Regions from separate parts of the Homo sapiens genome. Here all the other regions are linked to region 1. A link is a loop called in an ENCODE intact Hi-C map of the cell type or tissue named here. Cell type or tissue: dorsolateral prefrontal cortex. All regions are shown on one strand.

The links. Peaks named below come from ENCODE experiments on the same cell type or tissue, not always from the same donor. Only the 100,000 strongest peaks of a DNase experiment are listed, where the experiment ranks them.
Region 2: a loop joins it to region 1, with 13 times the contacts of the local background. A loop is called at or near these places in 53 of 110 quality-filtered maps.
Region 3: a loop joins it to region 1, with 5 times the contacts of the local background. A loop is called at or near these places in 84 of 110 quality-filtered maps.

The regions. Positions count from the first base shown.
Region 1 is chr4:82,458,991-82,466,990 of GRCh38, reverse strand. It overlaps ENOPH1 (enolase-phosphatase 1), which reads right to left. Exons shown (of 6, transcript NM_021204.5): 6 at 5,814-7,010. The coding sequence ends at 6,871. Among named protein-coding and RNA genes, the nearest start is that of ENOPH1, 32 kb to the right of the region's middle. In dorsolateral prefrontal cortex, CTCF peaks have their summits at 2,675, 4,193 and 4,413 (motif pointing left); a DNase peak (open chromatin) is centred at 4,410; H3K27ac peaks cover 576 bases.
Region 2 is chr4:83,256,883-83,264,882 of GRCh38, reverse strand. COQ2 (coenzyme Q2, polyprenyltransferase) reads left to right here. Exons shown (of 7, transcript NM_001358921.2): 7 at 520-1,059. The coding sequence ends at 684. Among named protein-coding and RNA genes, the nearest start is that of COQ2, 24 kb to the left of the region's middle. In dorsolateral prefrontal cortex, a CTCF peak has its summit at 4,160 (motif pointing right); a DNase peak (open chromatin) is centred at 4,152.
Region 3 is chr4:82,734,913-82,742,912 of GRCh38, reverse strand. All of the region lies in intron 1 of SCD5 (stearoyl-CoA desaturase 5), which reads left to right. Among named protein-coding and RNA genes, the nearest start is that of MIR575, 15 kb to the left of the region's middle. RefSeq lists a silencer at 3,307-3,396. In dorsolateral prefrontal cortex, CTCF peaks have their summits at 500 (motif pointing right), 3,209 and 3,411 (motif pointing right); a DNase peak (open chromatin) is centred at 3,432; H3K27ac peaks cover 4,815 bases.

The DNA of each region.
Region 1 (8,000 bases):
CCTATCTGATTTAAAATACAACTGCATAAAGCAATAGTAATAAATCTATGTTGATGGGTACACAATATATACAGATGTAATTTGTGACAATAACAACTTAAATGGTGGAGAATGGAGTTATGTGGAGCAAAGTTTTGTATACTATTCAAACTAAAGTGGTAGTGGCCAGGCACAGTGGCTCCCGCCTGTAATCCCAGCTACTAGGGAGGCTGAGGCACAAGAACGGCCTGAACCCGGGAGGGGGAGGCTGCAGTGAGCTGAGATCATGCCACTGTGCTCCAGCCTGGGGGACAGAGTGAGACTCCATCTTAAAACAAACAAACAAAAACTAAGGTGGTATTAATCAGAACTAGAATGTTATAAATATATGTTAATTGTACCCTCAGGGGAAATCACTAAAAAAAAATTCAAAAATATATATTAAAAGAGATGACAATGCTGGGCATGGTAGCTCACGCCTGTAATCCCAGCACTTCGGGAGGCCAAGGCAGGCAGATTACCTGAGGTCAGGAGTTCGAGACCAGCCTGGCCAACATGGCAAAACCCCATCTCCACTAAAATTACAAAAATTAGTCAGGTGTGGTGGTGCACACCTGTAGCCCTAGCTACTCGTGAGGTTGAAGCACGAGAATCGCCTGAACCTGGGAGGTGGAGGTTGCAGTGAGCTGAGATTGCACCACTGCGCTCCAGCCTGGGTGACAGAGCGAGACTCCGTCTCAAAAAAAAAAAAAAAAAAAAAAAAAAAAAAAATACATATATATATATATAGAAATCAAATAGCAAAATGGCAGAATTAAGTGCTTGTCAGTAATTATATGTCAATGGCTTAAACTCTTCAATTAAAAGGCAGAGGCTGGCATAATGAATTGAAAACATAATCCATTACATACTACCTATAAAAGACACATTTTGGATTCAGGACAGAAATAAATAGAAAGAGGATGGTAAAAGAAATTCGGCCGGGCTGTAATCCTAACACTTTGGGAGACCAAGGCAGGCAGATAGCTTGAGCCCAGGAGTTTGAGACCAGCCTGGGCAATAGAGTGAGACCTCATCTCTACAAAAATACAAAAATTAGCTAGGTGTGAGGTCGCACACCTGTGGTCCCAGCTACTCAGGAGGCTAAGGTGGGAGGATCGCTTGAGCCTGGGAGATTGAGGCAGTAAGCTATGATCTTGCCACTGCACTCCAGCCTGGGGCCCCGGAGTGACACCCTGACTCAAAAAAAAAAAAAAAAGATATTCCATGTAAATAGAGGGTGAAGTGGCTACAGTAATACCAGACAAAATAGACTTTAAGACAAAAACTGTTACAAGAGACAAAGAAGGACATTATAATGTTAAAGAAGCTAGCAAGAAGCTATAACAATTATAAACATATACACACCTTACAACAGGGCAGCAAAATAGATGAAGCTAAAGAGAATTGAAGAAAAGAATAGACAATTTAACAAAAGAGAGGGAGCATTCAATACTTCACATTCAATAATAGAGCAACTGGACAGAATGTAAACAAGGAAACAGAAGATTCAAACAACACTACAAACCAACTAGACCTAATAGACATACACGCAGAACACTCCACCCAATAACAGCAGAATTTAAATTCTTCTCCAGTGCACAAAGAATATTCTCCAGGATAGACTATAAGTTAGGCCATGAAAAGTCTTGTTAAATTTTAAAAGATCAAAATCATACAAAGTATGTTCTCTAAGTATAGGGGAATGATATTAGAAATCAGTAACAGAAGGACATTTGGAAAATTCACAATATGTGGAAATTAAACACTTAAACAACCAATGGGTGAAGGAAGAAATCACAAAGGAAATTAGAAAATATATTGAGACACATGAAAACAAAAACACAACATACCTCAACCTATGGGATACAGTGAAAATAATGCTCGGAGGGAAACTCAGAGCTGTAAATGCCTACATTAAAAAAAAAAAAAAAGAAAATGGCCGGACACAGTCGCTCACGCCTGGAATCCCAGCACTTTGGGAGGCCGAGGCGAGCTGATCACCTGAGGTGAGGAGTTCAAGACCAGCCTGGCCAATATGGCAAAACCCTGTCTCTACTAAAAATACAAAAACTAGCCAGGCGTGGTGACAGGTGCCTGTAGTTCCAGCTACTTGGGAGGCTGAGGCAGGAGAATCGCTTGAACCCAGGAGGCGGAGGTTGCAGTGAGCTGAGATTGCACTACTGCACTCCAGCCTGGGCAACAGAGCGAGACTCCATCTCAAAAAAAAAAAGAAAAAAAAAACTCACAAAGCAATTACATAAGTTTCCACATTAAGGAACTAGAAAAAGAAATGCAAATTAAACCCAAAGCAAGCAGAAGGAAATACGATTAGAGTGGAAATAAACAAAATAGAGAATCAACAAAACCAAATGTTCTTCTTTAAAAAGATCAACAAAATGGATAAATCTTTAGCTAGACCTCATAGGCCCTCCTGACCTCCTCAACTTAATCTTACTTCTGTTCCCACCACTCCACTTAGACTGCAGGGCCACTGCTATTCTCAACTGAATTCTTAGCAGCAATTGATAAATTTGAATAGTTCCTTCTTTAATGGGCTCCCCTGCCACTCTCCTGGTTTTCCTTCCTCAGTGCCCAATACTTTCCCATCTCCTTTGCTGGTTTCTTTGCTTGGCTTGACCTCTAGTGTTGGAGCCTACGGGCTGTTTAGGCTCTCTTCTCTATCAACAGACTCTTCCTAAGCAACCCCATCCCATGGCTTTTAATAGCATCTCTATGCCAGTGAACTCTCAAATCTGATCTCCAGCCAGGCCAGCATTCTGAACTCTAGACTTATATCCAACTGCTCTTCGGTCATGTTGACATCAGGATCTACATTGGCTTTACATTATTATCAGCAGCACTGCTATTTTTCCAGTAGTATCATCTATCCAGTTGCTTAAGCTAAAAATGTAAGAGTTACCCTTTCAAATCCAATCAATCAATAAGTGGTCACTGTCATGTCTAAAACCTATTCTGAATCTTTCCACTTCTATTTCTGCTTTTACCACCCTAAGGCAAGCCACCACCATCCCTTACCTTCATTACTACAACAGCCTTCTCAGACCCAGTAGATTGACTCTCTCAAGTGCCAATTTTACCCCCTAATTGGAGAAGAGATGGAAGTGTTCTGTTTGGAGAGGTTGCAGCAATGGGGCCTGGCATTCCAGAGTCTGGCCAGCGTCGTGGGCATGAGCTACAGTGGCAATGGTAGCAGGCTTCCTGAGCTAACCACTGTGAGGTGTCCTCTAACTCCACAGTCCAGTGGTAGTTGCCCTGACTCTTCTCCCAGTTCTTCCACTGATGTTGTATACACCTAACTCCTTGTGATTTTTGCCTGCAGCACTCAACCCTGATATACTTAACTCACCTTCCTGCATGCAGTCATGCCCACTTATAAACCATTCTCCATTCCATACAGAATTCCTTAAATATGTAAACCACTCAGGTTATCTTCTGCTCAAAGTCCTCCAGGGGCTTTTTACCATACTTAGAATACAATTCAAACTTCTTACTGGAGTACAAAGCACTATCATCTGGCTTCAGCCCACTTCTCTGATGGTATCCAGCCACTGGGCTCTCAATTCCTGAAAAAGGCCAAGCTTTGCCCTAGATCTGTGCTATGCTGTTCCATCTGCATGGAACACCAGTTCTCCTAGTTTCCTACATGTCTTCCATGTCATTTAGATTAGATGTCACCTTCTCATCACCCCTCCTGTAAAGTTATTCTACCCTGTGTTCTCTGCAGAGCGCTTACTAGTATCTAATTTTTTCTTGTCTTAGTCACCATTGTTTCTCTTCTCGAAAAATGTATGCACAATGGGAGTAGAGAGGAACTTTGTCCCCTCATAGCAGATCTGGGATGCAAGGTAAATGCTTAATAAATATTTAAGGAATAAATTTGGGTTGAATTTGTAAGGTAGAAATTTTACTTCTGTCAGTTACTCCAAGTGTTTTAGTAAAAACTCCACGTTATTCTTAAATATTAGGTTGAGGATAATATCACTTTGCCATCTGGGCACAGGTGGTAGGTTAACAAACTTTTGGAATATATTATACTCAACTTTGTACTCGTGGGAATAAAAAAAGCCCTGAAAACAATCCCTTTTTAACACTGCCGCTGGAAAAAGGGGCTAAAAATCACTAATTTTTTATTGAGGAAAAGGAATATTAGATAGTTGGATTTCATTCAGGATTACTGCCATTTTTTCCAAACTACTCCAACTCTTGCAACATCAAGCTTTTGGCTTGTAAGGATAAACAAAATATAGTTTTCTCTCTCTTAGCTCCATCTGCTGTATTTGGCGGGCGACGGGGCGGGGGTTGGGGGAGGGGGGGAGGAGGGGTGGAGCCTCACACTTCATATCAAGTCTGGAGAAACAGCACCATCTGCTGGGGAAAGGCTGCCGTGCATCTGCCCTGGCAATAAGCCAGTGGCTTTCAACCTTTCCTTGTGCAACTACACATTTGACATTCTGCGTAGCAACTAAAACCCGCTTTCCAGACCAAAAAGAAGTCCTGCTACTCCAGAAATGTTGATAAGATTAGAGAATCTTCTGTTAAGGGCTTCTCTTCTAAAAAACCAACCTGGGCTTTGACCCAAGATTAGAAATCAGCGCCACTGTAGGAAAGAGAACAACAGAGGTACATCTGGATTAATAAACAGGAATAAAAAGAGCCACAACTTTAAGACGCTTTTGTCCTCCATATTCTCTGCAAACAAGAGGCTGAGGCCTTTGTCCTCTTTTTGGAAGTTCCAGAGGTTTTTTGCCTTCCTTCCCCTCATAAGGACTATGAATTCATCTGACTTCATCTTCTAGCTCATTATCCACATTAAAAAAAGTTTTTTAATGATGCATAACTGTGCATATTTATGGGGTACACTGTGGTGTTTCAATACATGTATACATTGTGTATCACTGCTTACATTCTTAGATAGGTATTTTTCCTCTCTTGCCAATCTACTTTATCTTTCAAATTCTTCCTACGACCTTTCTCCATCATTTGTGAATGGTTTTCCTAGGATCTAAAAACGATTCCATTCAACTAGTTTTTCCCTTACTTTGCAAAATAAATCTGATACTTCAATTTTCTCTTAATTCCTGAAATCTATTGATTTTCTGTCCTCCTTACTCAGTGTACATGGGTAGTAAAATGCCTCTCCACCTCAATCCTTTGCTGGCTAGATGCTGTGTGCCTTCCTTTTTATTCAATTCCTTTCTAATCTAGATCCTAGTGCCTAATCTTCTCATTTCTTCATTTTCCAACTACTCCTTAAATAACATTAAGATATACCCCTTTCTGCCATCTGCCTATGAGCTTTCCAAAAAAGGTATTAAGTTCATCCTTTTATTACTATTTGTGGTTTTATCATCATTTACAAATTATTCCCATTTCTAAGATGTACCTAAACTCATTTCCTTTCTTTTTTATTCATATATTTTCATAGACCCTAGATTTCTTAATTGGCTACTAGATCAAAATTATCAACATAAAATCTTTTATATCCCCTGTCCTCTCATAGTTCTAAGACTTCTTTTTCCTTATTCAAAGCATTTCTAAAATTGCTCCTCCAGGATTCGTGAGTTTTTCTTGATTAGTTAGGAGAGTAACTCCCTCCTTCAAGCATTACCTTAGAGACCTCAAAGTTAAGATTCTCAAAAATATAAGGAACTCCACTCATATCCTGAATGCTTACTATCCAAATGGAATAGTAACCTTATATGTATACATAACTCAAATAATAACCATGAATTGCCACCGGCACTCCATTAAAACACACACATGATACACGATTAAGATAAGAGCTAAATATTCTTGTTTTTCAGTTTCTCTTTTGCTATGGCGGCATGTGGATAGAGTTCAGGAACCTATATAAAACTGAGTGAAGAAAAAATGCTTTTATTAATCACAACATGAAATTAACATGACATCGTATTAGAATTAAACCAGGATAAATACTGCTGTTATAAAATTTACATTTCTCACATCCATTCCAGAGGAAAATCTTACATATTAGGGCTCATCTTAATGTTATGGACTGATTTCAGTAAAACTTTTTAAATAGTAAATAGCAATTAACGTATTCTCAAACTGTGCTAAGTAGTTAGAAAGGCAACTATAAAATCTATAATGATAACACGTGGCAGGATTAGAACTGTTCTGTTAAACATTAAGAACCACATCTCTGTTTTAGATGTTACCTCAGTGCACCTTTTTCACTGGTAAGGCAACTGCTTGCTGTGGGTGCCACAATGATTACCAAGTTTCTTCTTAAGTAAAAGACACTTGTTTGATCAAGACTCAAGTGAGTTTTCTTTCCCAATTTTGTTCTTTTGAAGCAGAAGGAAATACCTTGGTCTTTGATATATATAAGGAGGCAAATATGAAATACAGCTGTTATAATCTTCTAAATCACAAGGGCAATGAATTATTCATTTTCTTTGAAAATATTCAGTCTTTGAAATATTTCATTTTTAAAATAACAAGGCTTCTGAATAATTTCTCAAAACTAGCTTTCCATTTTAGTACACGATTTGATAAACATAGCACATTAGATAGGTATTTAGCAATTTCTTCTACCAACTACACTTTGCCCTCACTAAGGGTTAGAGTATGATTTGAAACAATTTCTACATATAAAGCATCTTTAAATAAGTTTTGTGTTCACTGAACTGAGACTTCTTTCACTTATGTACCTATGGAAGTTAATCTGAGCATACACATATATACATACTTGCATACATATGTGTACATATGTTTTTTAAGTAAGTTACTTTTACCATTAGAATAAACCTAGACACTACAGGGACAACTCTGGGGAACAGGGCGGTCTGCCTTAACAACCCTTCTCTAGGTTGAGGAAGGCAGGTATAGTTCACTGAAGGATGTGATGAGGCTGTAGTAAGTCTTCTCATCATCTGTTAATCCTGCGTTGCCTGGTCTCACCACCACAGCTACGTGCACATCTGCTTCCTCAGCAGCACTGGCCTCTGTGAAAAATCAAAGGATGTGTGTGTGTCAGAAACACCAAAAAATGATGTCTGAGATTTGCAGCAAAGTCAGCAGGGGGATGTGGGGATGGAAGAAATGAATTTGGCCCTGATTTGATGACTGTTGAAGCTAAAAGATGGGCACCCTGGGGTTGACTATATTATTATCTCTTTTATGTATGTTTTAATTTTTCCATGATAAAATTTTAAAAAATACGTAACTGTACTTGACAGAAGAGAATGGCAGTGTATCCTACACTTCTGAGCTTTATTAAGTACTTATGAATGCAGAAGGATGGAGCCATGTTCTGTCCTACACCTTTCCTCCACTTCCTCCCATCAGCCCATACCGAGAACTGAGCTGTTTCCCAAAGGACAAGCTGTTGGTAACACGAATTAAAATGATATGGGGCTGGGCACGGTGGACCCAGGAGTTCACTTGAACGCCAGACTTGAGTCCAAGAGTTCGAGACCAGCCTGGGCAACATGGTGAAACTCTATCTCTACAAAACAATACAAAAATTAGCCGGGCGTGGTGGCGTGTGCCTGTAGTCCCAGCTACTCAAGAGTGCTGAGGTGGGAGGATTGCTTAAGCCCAGGAGGTCAAGGCTGCAGCAAGCCGAGATCGCACTACTGCACTCCAGCCTGGGTGACAGAGTGAGACCCTGTATCAAAAAAATAAAAACACAAAGAAGATAATGGGACAAATGGAATCCTATGGTTTAATCAGCCCAAGATATCTGCTCTTACCTCCAGACCCTAAACATGTCATACTCCCAGCCTAGAATGGAGCAAGTTAGAGTGGGAAATGGGATACAGGCCTGTGATAAGAGAGATGGCGCTTACTAGGACAGATAGAACAAAACTGGTGAGAAATCTGGAATATATATATATAAATCCCGTGGAATTTAGATTTGGTGTAAGAGTAATCACCATTAGTTTCTCAGCCTTTGGAGAAGAGTCACAGCACCTGAACAGATTAACTGAAGG
Region 2 (8,000 bases), 800 kb before region 1:
TGTTCTCCATTGAGAAACTTTGCTGCAGACGCTAAAACCAGAACTGGAGGGTAGGAGTTGCAGGGAGACAGACTTTAGATCAGTCAGTATAAGGAAGAACGTTCTAAATCGTTAGAACTAAAAACAGTATGGGTTGCCTCACAAGCATTCATGCAACCCTCAACCGAAAATTCTTAAGAAACAGCTTGGATGATTCCAAGTGAAAAATATGGTAAATTTTTCTTTTTCTTTTTCTTTTTTTTTGAGATAGAGTCTCACTCTCTCACCCAGGCTAGGAGGGTGCAGTAGGGTGATCATGGCTTATTGCAGCCTTGACCTCTTGGCCTCAAGCAATCCTCCCACCTCAGCCTCTTGAGTAGCTGGGACTACAGGCATGTGCCTTCGTGCCTAGCTAATTTTTCATTTTTTATATTTGTATTTTTTGTATTTGCTGTTTTCTCCTCCGTGTTAACATGTTTATTTGTTATGACCCAAAGTCCAGACTAGGTATTAATACAACTTTGTATTCCTCTCTTGCAGATTTACACTCTAGACATCCACAGACCTGAGGATTGTTGGAATAAATTTATCTCCAACCGAACACTGGGACTAATAGTTTTTTTAGGGATTGTCCTTGGGAATTTGTGGAAAGAAAAGAAGACAGACAAAACAAAGAAGGGTATAGAGAATAAAATAGAAAATTAATGAATGAAATTTATCTAGGAATTTTTAAAACATTTTTTACAAAATATAATTAGATTTGAATACAAAATCTGATACAATATGTTAAAGAATTAAGAACCTGAAGATGAAGATTTAGAGCATATTTACCTGGATTTTACTTATTTGCTAGCAAAATTCCCCCTTGTCACAGAAACCAGGGACTCTTCAGGATTTGAGATGGCCTTGAGTATTTTAGTTGATACATTCTTCTGCCCATTATAATTCTCACCTGAAGTTATGGGGATTGCACGGGTTTTGGCACTTTAGAAAAAGCCTGATGTGGGTCTTACATAAATGAATGTCTGTATAAGAAAATGGACTCTTTTTTTTAGGGAAAAATAAAAGCAACTATGGGAAGTTGGGCCTTACTGTTCTTTATTGTGACCTTTAGTCACTGCCAAAAACTGTAATTTAGGAAACCAATTCTGTTTTTTTATGTTTTAGGAGAATTTAAATAACCAAATAGAAGTATTTAGCTATTATAGCCACATGTACCACTGTTTACCAACCCTGACTTTTATTTGGGAGATTTGGTCTCTGTGTGCAGTCACAGTGACCAGAACAGACAAGTGGGCAGTCACCAGAGACTACCTTGATTTTCTGTCTATATCTTTTTTATCTTATCCCATTATAGTTTATAGGATAGTGATATTTAAATGTTTACTGTTTTTTCCTTTACCTGCCCTCACCTTCACAATGTTCTCAACACAGTAACCAGAGTAATTCTCTTAAAACCTGAGTAAGGTCATGTCATTCCTCTCCCCAGAACCCTCCAGGATCTCCCTAGGTCACTCAGTACAAAACGAAAGTCCTACCACCTGCCAGGCCCTCCATGACTTGGCTTCATGTCTGACTTCTCACACTCACACCTGTAGCCCCACTGGCCTCACTCTTCCTTAAACAGGCTGGGCAGACTCCTACCCCAGGGCCTTTGCATTTACTGTTCACTTTGTCTGGAAAGTTCTCCCCAGATCATGTCTTACTCCTTCACTGCAGAACCTTTCTTAAATGTCACCTTCTCTAAGAGGCTTTTCTTAGCCATCTTCAAAAATCTCACCTGCAAATACCACCCATACTTCTGTCCCCTTGCTTTTTTTTTTCTCTTCAGCTCTTAATATTAGCAACCTGAACTATATCTTACTTGATTTAAATTGCTCTCATAGACAGTAGGCTATAGGGCAGACAGTCATTTGTATATGTGGGTGTGGGCAGCAGTAAATATAAAATTGCATGATGAGGGCGACGATGATGGTGATGATGAAGATGATGATGCAGCTAACAGCACTTACATATGCCAGGCACTGATAAGCATAGGAAAAATTATTTAACTGTTTACTCAGCAAATACTGAGCCACTGAAAATGACTTGGGTCAGTTGTTGCAGCTGTAACTTTGCTATAGCAGCAGTGAGTTGAAGGGGAGAAGAATTAGGAACATAGTACCCTACTTTTGAGGAAATATGATTGGCTTTGATTTTAACAGAATAGACAGAGTTTAAATCTATGTTGATTTCTGTTTTCTTACAGATACGACCCTATATTTTAAAATGCTTAAAACATCTTAACCCATTGCACTGGTTCCAATTAAAGAAGGGTGAGTACAATGTACTTCAATTTTACAACATTCTCCTTAGTTTATGAAAGTTAAAAATGGAACAGATTTTAAAATCACTAAAAATCCTGCAGCTTTTTTGTGATACAGGGGACAAGAGAACATAACATTAATTCATACATACTCAAAAAGCTTATTCTCAAAAAGCTGCTTAAACATAATTGAATTATTTTAGTTCTTTTTCATTTTTCCTCCCTTCTCCCAGTAGAAAACGCTGAAAAAATAATATAAATGGGTAAGGAACAGATTTTTGGAAAAGAAAAAACGATGAAGTAGATTATTAGTCTCTAGAATCACAGACTTAAGACAACTCGAGTTGGAAAGACACACAGCAGTCATCCATCTAGATCAGGAGTGTCAGTCCCTAGGAGAGTTGAAATGAGCATTGCCAGGAGTTTGTGATAGTTGAAATGACCAGCATTGCCGTGGGAATTTATTCAGTGAGGAGGGCCCTTGCCCTACTCTTCTGCTTCAAAGTCACTGTGAGTTTTTCAATAGAAATCATGTGAAAGAACTTTTTAAACTGTGGACAATTATCTACCACAATTTCATGATGGGGGTGGAGATAGGATGGGAGCTACAGGGTCTAAAAAGTAAATGAATACAACTATTCCAGCTCTAACTGACCTGTCCTCTGAATTCCCAGAGCACTTGGTGGGTGCCAGTGGAGCAGGAGCTGTGAATGCCAGTCACAGCCACAGCTTGCCAGGGTTGGAATCTGCTTTAACACCTATCAGTTGGGTGATCTTGGGCAAGTTCCCTGACCTCTCTGTGGCTCACTCGGGGATAATCATAATACCTTTCTCATGCATTTCAAAATTTTCTGTCTTCCCCTGCGAATGGAGATTTCATGGTAAGTGGGACCTTGTTTGTCTTATTCATTGAAATATCCCCAATATACCATATCACAAGGGCTGCCTCTCCCTCTTCCCGGATTTCTTTGCTAAATTGTTTAATGCCTCTACCTGATTTTTATAATCTGGCCTCACCCTAATGTTTCCTCCAACTGAAAGTACACCCTCCACCCTCTGGGTGCCAGTGGAGCAGGAACTAAGAACGCTATCATGACGACAGCTTGCCAGGGTTGGAATCTGCTGTAACACCTGCCTACCAGTTGGTTGCTCTTGGGAAAGTTCCCTGACCTCTCGGTGGCTCAAATACTCAAATAGGTATAATCCTAATACCTTTCTCATGGATTTAAAAATTCTCTGTCTTCCCTTGCGAGAATGGAGATTTCATGATCAGTGGGACCTTGTTTGTCTTATTCATTGAAATGTCCCCAGTATACCACACTGTAAGCACTCAGTAAACATTTGTAATTTTTGTACATCGGGTGAACTAACATTAGAGTTACTTGTCAGACCTGGTGTTAGGTGCAACCATTAGAAATTATTAATGCTGGCCAGTCACGGTGGCTCACACCTGTAATCCTAGCACTTTGGGAGGCCGAGGCGGGCGGATCACGAGGTCAGGAGATCGAGACCATCCTGGCTAACACTGCGAAACCCCGTCTCTACTAAAAATACAAAAAAATAGCCAGGCATGGTGGCGGGCGCCTGTAGTCCCAGCTACTTGGGAGTCTGAGGCAGGAGAATGGCGTGAACCTGGGAGGTGGAGCTTGCAGTGAGCTGAGATCGCGCCACTGAACTCCAGCCTGGGTGACAGACCAAGACGCTGTCTCAAAAAAAAAAAAAGAAAAAGAAATTATTAATGCTGTTCAACAACATAAAAAGTTGACTATGTGAGGTAACGTTACAAAAACATTTTCATGTACATATCATCAAAACTATATAAGAATATAAGTAATGCTGCTGTCTGCCCACCAGGTGGCCTTGCTCTGTAGGAGCAGTCACAACTCTTAACAACACTGGAGCGTAACACTGCCTTTTCGATAAAGCTGTTTTATTCTATCTCTGGCTTGCCCTTTGCCCTTCTTTCCTGGGCAAAGCCAAGAACCCTCGTGGACTAAGCTCCACTTTGGGGCTCATTTGCCCTGTATCAATGGTAACACCTATTTCTTAGGGTTAATGTATAATTTAGAGACTATGCAACACATTTAATATAGGTGCTGGCATACAGTAACTAATTTTTAACTTTAGAAATTAATCAGGCCAGGAATGGTGGCTCATGCCTGTAATCCCAGCACTTTGGGAGGCCAAGGCAGGTGGATCACTTGAGGTCAGGAGTTCGAGACCAGCCTGGCCAACATGGTGAAACCCCATCTCTACTAAAAATACAAAAAAAATTAGCCAGGCTTGGTAGCACACACCTATAATCAATCCCAGCTACTCAGGAGGGTGAGGGAGGCATGAGAATTGCTTGAACCTGGGAGGCAGAGGTTATACTATACTTCTTTTGTAAAATCTACTTTTTTCACTTAATATTTTCCCATGTCATTAATGCTTCTTTCAATATATTGATGTTTTTTGGCTGCATGGGTTTTTATCATATGTATGTACTGCAATTTAATTAATCCTATCATGGATTTTAATATTTACATTTTTTCCTTCTCACAAGCAGTACGGCCATGAATAGATTTGTATCATTGGGCATATCTGTGAATATTTCTGTAGGAAAAATCCTAGAAGCAGAATGTCTTTGTATGTGCATGTACATTTCCAGGGATTGGAGGGTAGGTATGGAGGGTGGAGTATGGTGGTAGGCACATTTTAAAGGATTTGGATTCATTTTCTCAAATTACCCTACAGAAAGCTACACATTGCTAATAGCAGTGCATGAGAGCCTCTTTCTCAGACCTTGGCCAATATGAAAGGATACTATTTTTAAAACTTTGACACATAGGCAAGAACAATATGTGGTTTCACTCACAACTCTGTGATTACTAAAGTAGTTGATCTTTTTCAAAGTGTTTATAGAGCATTTTTATTTCTTCTGTGTGAGTTGCCTTCATGTCTTTGCCCATTTGGTTATTGTTGTTGTTGATGTACGCTGCCTCATTCATTGATTATATCCCCAAGATCTGATATCTGACAGACTTGTGCTCTCATTTTACAAGATTATCGTGTTATTAATTGTGATGGGATTTTGGATTTCATGCTTTATACTGAACTATCTCTTCCATGGAGAAGGTAACATTTAACATTTTTATAGTTGTTCCAATTAATATGTATTATTCAGACAGTCCAAACATTTGTTGAACATCTGTGTGCAGGCACAGGCTAGTTGCTGCAAACACAGAGATTAATTAGAGTTTCTATCTTCAAAAAGCTCAGAATCAGTAGCTGGGATTACAGGCACGTGCCACCATGCCTGGCTAATTTTTGTATTTTTAGTAGAGACGGGGTTTCACCATGTTGGCCAGTCTGGTCTCCACCTCCTGACCTCAAGTGATCTGCCCACCTTGGCCTCCCAAAGTGCTGGGATTACAGGCATGAGCCACTGCACCTGGCCTCTCTCTCTTTCTTTCTTTCTTTTTGTAGAGACAGGGTCTTGCTTTGTTGCCCAGGCTGGTCTTGAACTCCTAGGCTCAAGCAGTCCTCCTGTCTCAGCCTCCCAAGTTGCTGGGATTAGAGACGTGAGTCAACCTCACTCAGCATAAATACTTTTTTTTTTTTTTTTTTTTTCAAATAAAATCGTACATAAAACCCCAACAAATACGTACAGATGGAAATCAGAGACAGTCCCCTTAAACTGAACCTTCCTTTCTTTTAGGATTGTCACAGAGCCCAAGTTGAAAACTATCTCTTAGAGATAAGAATGAACATTGGAGTCCCTACAGTTACTAACTGAATGACTTAGAGTGAACTATTTAAACCTCTCCAGCCTATCTCTTTATATCTAAAATGGGAATTAAAATAATATCTACCTCATGCTGGTGTTTTAAGAATTGCATGAGAAAATGATCTCATCTAAACTCCTGACTTTAAATGTCATCTGTATACTGATTATTCCCAAATGTGTACCTCCAGCCTAAACTTCCCTTTTGAACTTGCACTTGGCAGAATTGAATATTGAACTGCCTACTTGATATTTCAACATGAATGCCAAATAGGCACCTCCAGTTCAATATGTTCAAAACTGAACTCCTGATCTCAGCCTCAAACCTCCTCCTCCCACCCTTCTTGCCATCTCATTAATGGCATCTCCTTTTCCTTTTGCTCTGACCAAAACCTTGGAATCAACCATGACTCCTTTTTCCCACATTCCATATTCAAGACATTAGAAAAGCATATTGGTTCTACCTTCAAAATACATGCAGAATCTAATCTTTTCCTACCACCTCCACAGCTGCCACCCTGGCCCAAGTCCCTATCTTCTCCCCGCTGGATTAACACATTAGCCTCCTCACTGGTCTCCCTCCTTCTCCCTTGCCCCCTTTCATGTGTCCTCACCATAGCAGCCAGGCCGATCCTGCTACAACCAAAGCCAGCGTATGTCATTCCTCTAACTCAGAACCTCCCCATACCTCCCCATTTCTCCCAGTGTAAAGCCAAAGTCCTTAGCATGGCTGAAGGACCCTCAGTGAGCGGGCTCCTGCTGCCTTCTGGCTCTTCTTCCACTCCCTCCCTCGCCAGTGCTGCTGCAGGCCTTCTGCCGCTGCAGCCTTCTGGCCTCGTTGGGGTTCCTGGAATGCTTTCCTAGATGTTGCCATGGATACTTCCTCACCTCCTTCAGTATTTGCCCAAAAGTCACCGATTCAGTGAAACCATTGTCTTCATTTTCTAAGACTTAACACACACCATTACACAAACTTCTTTTTCTCTCTCACTGCTTTTTCTCCATATTAAAACATATGATATACAGTCATATGTCACTTACAGATGGAGATACTTTCTGAGAAATGCATCATTAGCCAATTTCATCCCTGTGCAGACATTATAGAGTTCATGTACACAAACCTAGATTGTCTAGCCTACTACACACCTAGGCTATGTGGTATATAGTCTATTGCCCCTAGGCTACAAACCTGCGTAGCATACTGTACTTCATGCTGTAGGTAATTGTAACACAATGGTAAGTATTTGTGAATCTAAACATATTTAAACACAGAAAAGGGCTAGGTGTGGTGGCTCACACCTGTAATCCCACCACTTTGGGAGGCCAGGGCAGGAGGATCACTTGAACCCAGAAGTTCAAGACCAGCCCAGGCAACATGACTAAACCCCATCTCTACAAAAAATACAAAAATTAGCCGGGTGTGGTGGCACATAGCTGTAGTCCCAGCTACTTGGGAGGCTGAAGTGGGAGGATTACTTGAACACAAGAGGTAGAGGCTGCAGTGATCGCGCCACTGCACTCCAGTTTGGGCAACAGAGTGAGAACTTGTCTAAAAAAAAAAAAAAAGAAAGAAACACAGAAAAGGTACAGTGAAAATACAATATAATCTTATGGAACCATTGTCCTATATGTGGTCCATCATTGACTATAACATTGCTGTGTAGCACATGACTGTAATTTGTTTTACTTATTTTCTTTGTTGTGTGTCCTCACTAACAAGAACCTAACTTCATGAGGGCACAGATATTTTCTGTTTGAATCATCATACTTTATTTCCAGTGTCTGGAATACTGCCTAGCACATAGTAAATTCTTAAAAAATATTTGTAGAATGAATCACGTATATAAAGCTTTTAACAGCACAGTATGTGATTCATTGCCTTCAGGCATTTTTAGCACTCTTTTTCTTCTCCAAAGGATTTATCTTTCCAGAAACCATCTATGAGGAACT
Region 3 (8,000 bases), 280 kb before region 1:
TTGGAAAGGTTGCTTTCCACTCCCTGAGCCTGGCCAGTGTTTGACATGTTGGACATTGTGGTGGGCTCTTCAGAGACCCGCATCATTGGTGAGCTCTCTCCTGTAATTGTCTGGACATATAAAGATGCATTGTTTTTTTGGAGACAGAATCTCACTGGAGTGCAGTGGCACAATCTCAGCTCACGGCAACCTCCACCTCTCAGGTTCAAGCGATTCTCATGCCTCAGCCACCTGAGTAGCTGGGATTACAGGCATGAGCCACCATGCCCAGCTAATTTTTGTATTTTTAGTAGAAACGGAGTTTTGCCATGTTGGCCAGGCTGGTCTTGAACTCCTGGCCTCAAGTGATCCACCCACCTCGGCCTCCCAAAGTGCTGGGATTACAGGTGTGAGGCACCATGCCCGGCCAGAAAGGTGCATCTTTATTTCAGGTGTTATCTGGGGATTTATTTATTCTAAGACCCCAGCAATCCTGTGCCCACCTCTAGTTTCTTGCTGCTGGGGTCTCTCTGCCTCTCCAGTAGGTGGCCCTGTGAGACAGGACCCGGTCAGACCTCACACCAGCTCTCTCTTCTGAGTGGCCACGTTTGGTCCCCAGGGCACACTCTACTCAGGAAAACCCAGAAAGGCAGACTAGCTCCTGCATGCCCCTCTAGCCTGCTGTCATGGCCCACTCTGGGTGTCACAGGCATGCCTCTGGGACCTGAATGTCTGCTGGTTCCAGCTGTAGTGAAACTACTTTAAAGCTCCCCAAGTGGTCCACACAAGCTGCCTGACTGGGCTTGGAATGAAGAAGATACAACTCTTGCCCATCTTTCTTTTTTTTTTTTTTTTGAGACGGACTCTCTTCTGTCATCCAGGCTGGAGTGCAGTGGTGCGATCTCGGCTCACTGCAAGCTCCACCTCCCGGTTTCACGCCATTTTCCTGCCTCAGCCTCCTGAGTCGCTGGGACTACAGGCATGCCCATCTTTCTTTGGGGGATTTTAAGGGGGACACTACAGCTCATTAACAGCTCCCCCAACAAAAGCTCTTCACCTATCTGCCCACTCCCCCCCCCCGCCCACTCTGACCCCTTTTCATATCCTTGATCTGGAGGAGGCATCCAAGAGTGACGGAGCCAGGTCTCAATAATTTCCTTTGTGAATTCTGTGTAAGGGGGTCTGTTTCACAGTCATGTAGGTATCTGATATCTATCATATTGGTGCCTCAATTAAAATGGAGGCAGAAAGAGCCCTATTCTAATATCTCATTCCATAAACAATAGAGACAAAGGCAAAAGTGTGTGTTTTAGTTCTCTATTGCTGCCTACCAGCCAGAAATGGAGTGGTTTAAAACAACATCGATAGACTATTTCTCATGATTCTTTGCTGGCTGGTCAGTTCCTCTGCTGGTCTCACCTGGGCTGGCTCATGCAGCTGCCGTCACTCACACAGCTGGTGGTTGGCACTGACTGTTGGTTGGGCGCCTTGGTTTTCTGTCTCATGGCTTCTCATTCCCTGGTAGGTGACAATGGTTTCCTTTCAGAACAAGCATGGCAGTGTTTCGAGGGACCAAAGTGCAAGCTCCAAGGCCTCTCAAGGCCCAGGCTCTGAAAGTCACACAGCATCACTTTCATACATTCTATTGACCAAACAAAACCACAAGACCAGCCTAGATATAAGAAGTGGGAAAAGAGGCTGGGCGCAGTGGTTCATGCCTGTAATCCCAGCACTTTGGGAGCTGAGGCGGGCAGATTGCTTGGGCCCAGGAGTTTGAGACCAGCCTAGGCAACATGGCAAAACTCTGTCTCTACGAAAAAAAAAAAAAAAAAAATTAGCTGGCACACGCCTGTAGTCCCAGCTACTTGGGAGGCTGAGGTGGGAGGATCACTTGGGCCTGGGGCCTAGAAGGCAGAGGCTGCAGTGAGCTGTGATTGCACCACTGCACTCCAGCCTGGGTGACAGAGCGAGACCCTGTCTCAAAAGAAAAAAAAAAAAAAGAATTGGGAAAAGAGACTCCACCTTAGTCTTAGTCTTTCACCCTCCCCTATAGTTTCTAACACAGAATTCTGCCTCTGTCAGTTCTGGTTCTAGACTTTTTCTGAGCAGATTTGGGGTAAAGGATTAGGGGAAGAATTAAAAGTTATCTCTACATTGGTTTACATTTTGCTTACATTTGGAAGGGTAGAAGGAAGAGAAAAGAAAGATTCAGAAGTTGAGAGGAGGGAGGAGAGAAAGTAGAGCCAACTGTGGCGGACCTTGGAAAAGCACTGCAGGGGATAGACCACACATTGGGAACTGGGAGTCCTTGGTTTAGAGAATAGGGTTCCAGGCCAGGCAGGTGCTTTCATTAATGAAGTTATCGGTAAGTCAATATGTCTGTCTGAGTTGGATGAATGATACCCTCCAAAGCTTATTGTGAAAATGAACTTCACTATAGATTGGATTCCCCCTTGGGGCCTGGCTAAAGCCACACTATGAGATGTTAGCCTGATACTGGCTCCATAATACCCAAACCCAGCCTGAGATCCTCCCCGTCCACCTGCCCCAGTGGACAAACCTTGCACTCCCATCCTTTCTCCCCTCTGACTTTTGTGCTCCTAGGGAAGGTGATCAACAGCAAGGCGAGGTGCTGGGTGCTGGCAAAACAACCTCGCCTTCAGGTTCCAGGTTTCTGGAAGAGGTGAATGACAGAAGAGGGAATCAAGTTGATTATTTCCTCCATGTCTCCGCTCTACTTTGGGCGCTACATTCAAAGCTCAGGTTTTTCATTTTAAAAATAATTGCTAAAGTCCTTAGGGGGTAGATGCTTTATGTGTGCTTATCTCGAGTTTAAGTTGAAAGGACCTGTGTTTCCCATCAGATGCCCCCAGCAGGAATGGCATTGGAGGCTGGTGATATTTGAAGGGCAGGTCAGATTGCTGAGACATGAAGTGGCTGGGCTGGTGTTGAGCCGACACAGGTGAGCAGGCTCAGGCTGCAGATTGTTGAAGCAGATAAGCAAGCGGTGGGGATGGAGAGGGGTCGGGACCTGCACTCGCCTTAGATTTTAAACACATCAAGTCCATGGAAGAATTTATTTTCTACTTTCAGAGAACAGATATATGCCTCTCTTTAAGAGAATATGCTGTGCTAAAAAAATTATCAAGTTTTCATCGTGGCTTTTCACGATCAGCATGGCTAAGCAGAAGCCTGTCCAGCTGCGTCTAACTCTACGTGCTTCCTAAATTACCCTGTAATCCTCTTGTCCTCTTCCAAGCCTTGGCCGATCTGAATCATAGTGCATTTCTTTCAGCACACACATGGCAATAGATACTTCAGAGCATCGTTGGGGTGAGTTTTGTGTGCGTGAATGCCTGTGCCCTGGCCTGGGCCACCACCGCACACAACCAGCAGGCGGAGTGTGGCTCTACCAGCCACGACCTCCCTCCAGGGCAGTGCGGGGAGGCCACCGGCAGGGGGTGCTGCACCCACACTGCTGGCACCAGTACGTGGGCATTACCAGGCTTCATAAATTGCTGGAAATTTAAAGCTGGAGGGGATGTTAGAAACCGTATCATCCACTGGTTTCCATTCGCTCGTGAGGAACCCATGATCCCGAGAGTTGAGTTTGTGGTGGAAATGGAGCTAAAATAGAGCCCTCTCCACTTCCAGGCCAGGACCTCCACCTTTCACATCCCCACTGCCTTCCCCTGGCATGACTACAAATGTCTTACCAGTGTTGAGAGGGAAATGATTTGCATGTAGAAGAATCAGCAAGGACAAGAACAGGTACTTAGTGCTATTTGCCTGGGAAATCGCAGATTGAGGCTTTTTGCATTTGGCCCCAAAGTCACAGTCAACCCGCAACTAGTAGGGGTAAGATTATTATTTTTTAGTGATTATATTTAAAAATAGCACACTTGGGGAAAAAATTACAGTTTGCTACAAATCATCAAAACATTTGCCCATCCTCTGAGAGGCCATATGTTGTAGTGTCAGTCCCCACCTCTGTTATTACTAGCTGGGTGATCTTGGCCAAATTTCTAAACTCCATTTTGCCTCATCTGTAAAATGGGGTTGGTGAAGATTAAATGAGATAAGACATAGGCAGTGCTTTTTAGGGTCACAGCGTATCCTAAGTACTCAACAAGTGCCAACTGTAATAATAATGGGAGCCATTTGGCATCTATAACTTGGAACTGCTATGTAGTTGTATCTACTACAGTGGAGAAATGTTCCCTCTCACCAGTTGGATATGTAGCTGTTGGGTGTAGCTTCTCTATGGTCTACCAGGATCCTCTCCAGAGACCATAGTTGTGGCCAGGAGTTGGCTAAGGTGAAGGAGTGAAGAGTAGGTATGGAAGGGTGGAAGGAATGGGTGAGTGGCTTTTAGTCTAAGCTGGCAAGTAAGAAAGAATTGAGAAAGAGAGGAAGTGTGCTGGGATGTGTTCTTCCCCAACTGGGGATCTTTCTTATAGGCAAAAAAATAAATAATCAAAAGCCATGAAACAGACAGTGATAACTTTTTTTTTAAACGGAGTCTCACTCTGTTGCCAGGCTGGAGTGCAGTGGCACGATCTCGGCTCACTGCAACGTCTGCCTCCTGGGTTCAAGCGATTTTCCTGCCTCAGTCTCCCGAGTAGCTGGGACCACAGACGCACGCCACCACACCCAGCTAATTTTGTATTTTTAGTAGCGACAGGGTTTCACCATGTTGGCCAGGATGGTCAGTCTCCGTCTCTTGACCTCGTGATCCGCCCGCCTAGGCCTCCCAAAGTGCTGGGACTACAGGCATGAGCCACTGGGCCCGGCCGTGATAACTTTTTTTCAGGTAGAAATCTTTTGGTTCTTTTTTTATCAAGTATTTTGTGTGATGCTTACAGAATACATTTATTAAGTATTTTGTACAGCTCTTATTTTTTGTTGTTGTTTTACAATTTGGGTGATGCGTGCAAAAAGTAGATATAGTTCTAGATAGTGGATTTTTTTTTTTTTAGCTAATTAGATTGACCTCAGGTCCAATCTGTAAAGTGTTTCAAATACTTAAGTTTTGTTTAGATTTCTTTAATCTTATCCATGACCTTTTTTGCCCCCCAGCCTTCCTACCTCATTGTGCCATTGATAGCAACTTGACTTTGGTTTCTTCTCTTTTCAGAGTTTGATCCAGTGGTTGTAAAATGCTTTCAGATCACGACATGAAACTCTGCCTTAATAGAAAGGCACAATATAAATCAGAGATGGCCAGAAAGGCAAGCATGAAAATAGTATCCCTGATTTTTTTCCAGTAGCACATGATATAACATTGAATAATTGCTGGGTATATTTGACAAATTGGGATACAGTTCATTAGGGAGCTGGGGAACTTAAAAATCAGGCTGTCTTCAGGAAAATTTATGAGGGGATTACAGTGTGCAGCCACCAGAAAATGGGGCAGCAGGAACCTTGGCTGAATTGATGATCTGCCTGAGTGGGAGCTGCATCCATTGAGCAAAACTTTCTTTAGTCAAAGTGACTTAGAGGGAAAATTGTGATAAATAGAATGAATGAAAAAAATTAACATCCAGAATATCTAGAGAATGGAATTAAATCCACAAGTGCAATACTATTTCTACTGCATTAACAGTCAAAAAAAAATCTGAACATGTTCACACAAGAGGCATTACAACTAGAAAACAAATCCTTGGAAGAGGACTCAGCCTCCTTAGTAATTATAAGAAGTTAAAACACAAAACCATGCAATGCCGTTAAACTGGCAAATTATAATTACAAAATCAAAGTCTGGCAAGGCTTTTGAGAAAGTTATACCCTCATACAAACATAAATTAGTACAATATTTCTGGAAAGCAACATGGCGAAGTGTAGTAAACCATGGAACATCATATCCTTTGAGCTAGTATATGTTTGAGACTACATCCTGGAGAAACAAAGAAAGAAAAATAGGAAAAAAAACCCTAAAAATTATTTTAAAAAATTAAAAACAAACTATGGTCTGGCACGGTGGCTTACACCTGTAATCCCAACACTTTGAAAGGCTGAGGTGGGAGGATCACTTGAGCCCAAGAGTTCGAGACTAGCCTGGGCAACATGGCAAGACCCCGTGTCTACAAAATTTTTTTAAAAAATTAGCTGGGCATGGTGGCATGCATCTGTAGTTCCAGCTACTCAGGAGGTTAAGGTGGGAAGATCTCTTGAGCCCAGAAGGTCGAGGCCACAGTGAGTTGAGGGCATCACTGCACTCCAGCCTGGGCAACAGAGCAAGACCCTGTCTCAGAAAAAAAGAAACCCCAAAAGTATGTTGTAAAATGAAATATAATATTACTATTAAGAATGATTTTTTTTTTTTGAGGCAAAGTCTCACTCTTGTCCCCCAGACTGGAGTGCAATGGCGCGATCTGGGCTCACTGCAACCTCTGCCTCCTGGGTTCAAGTGATTCTCCTGCCTCAGCCTCCTGAGTAGCTGGGATTACAGGCAGCTGCCACCACGCCTGGCTAATTTTTGTATTTTTAGTAGAGACAGGTTTCACCATGTTGGCCAGGCTGGTCTCGAACTCCTGACCTCGGCTGATCCACCTGCCTCAGCCTCTCAAAGTGCTGGGATTACAGATGTGAGCCACTGCGCCTGGCTGAGAATAATGGTTTTTTTTTTGTTTTGTTTTGTTTTTTCTTAGACAGGGTCTTGCTCTGTCACCCAGGCTGGATGCAGTGACACAATCTTGTCTCACTGCAACTCCTGCCTCCTGGGCTCAAGTGATCGTCCCACCTCAGCCTCCAGAGTAGCTGGGACTACAGGCACATGCCACCACACCCTGCTAATTTTTTAATACTTTTTGTAGAGATGGTGTTTCGCTATGTTGCCCAGGCTGGTCTCGAACTCCTGGGATCAAGTGATCTGCCCACCTTGGTCTCCTAAAGTGCTGGAATTGCAGGCCTGAGCCACTGTGCGTGGCCAAGAATAATAAATTTGTGTGTTATAAAAACAAATAGAAAGGCTGATATAAAATACAGTAAGTCCTCACTTAACATCATTGACAAGTTCTTGGAAACTGTGACTTTAAGTGAAACGATGGATAATGAAACCAGTTTAACCACGGGCTAATTGATATGAATACAGAACTAAATTCCTACGACATATTTCTAGTCAAGGAAACATCACCACATTTCTAGATTAAGACCCAAAACACTTCTATTAAAAATGGAAATAACTGTGAGCTATACATGCATTTCGGTAATAAAAACAAGTAAGATAATTTTTTACCCAGTCTTTGGTGAATCGGTGAGTGACAGCAGTCATGTGGTGGGTAAGTCAAGGAATAAGTGTTTGCAATGAGAAAATTGTCAGGAGCCCCCCCTTCCACCATGCAGTTGAAAAACGAGCAGTAACGAATGTGGCGGCTCCTTGAGCGCTTTCGCACTGCGTCGTTTATTGTCGTGTATCTGTAGGATTATTCACTACTTTACAAATTTTTATTTTACTGTAATTTGTATCCATTTATTACCCAACCCGCTTATTGCACTTCAGGGTGGGAGGTAGCCAGAGCCTATCCCCAGCAACTCAAGGCACAAGGTGGTACCCAACCTTGGACAGGACACCATCCCACCATAGGGCCCACACATTCACACACACACAGTCATTCAGATCTGGACCGTGTAGACACGCCAATCAACCTAATGTACAACACACATCTTTGGGATGTGGGAGGAAACCAGAGTACCCAGAGAAAACCCATACAGACATGGGGAGAACTTGCAAACCGCACAGACAGTGGCCTCGGCTGGGAATCAATTTTCAAAAATCTCATCAACATTGTAACAAAACCATGTTGATCAAAATGACACTTTTTTGAGGACCTGCTATAATGCTAAATGAAAAATTGTTGAGCTCAGGCTGGGCGTGGTGGCTCACACCTGTAATCCCAGCACTTTGGGAGGCTGAGGTGGGCAGATTGCCTGAGCTCAGGAGTTCGAGACCAGCCTGGGCAACATGATGAAACCCCATCTCTACTAAAAAAAGTACAAAAAATTAGCTGGGCATGGTGGCA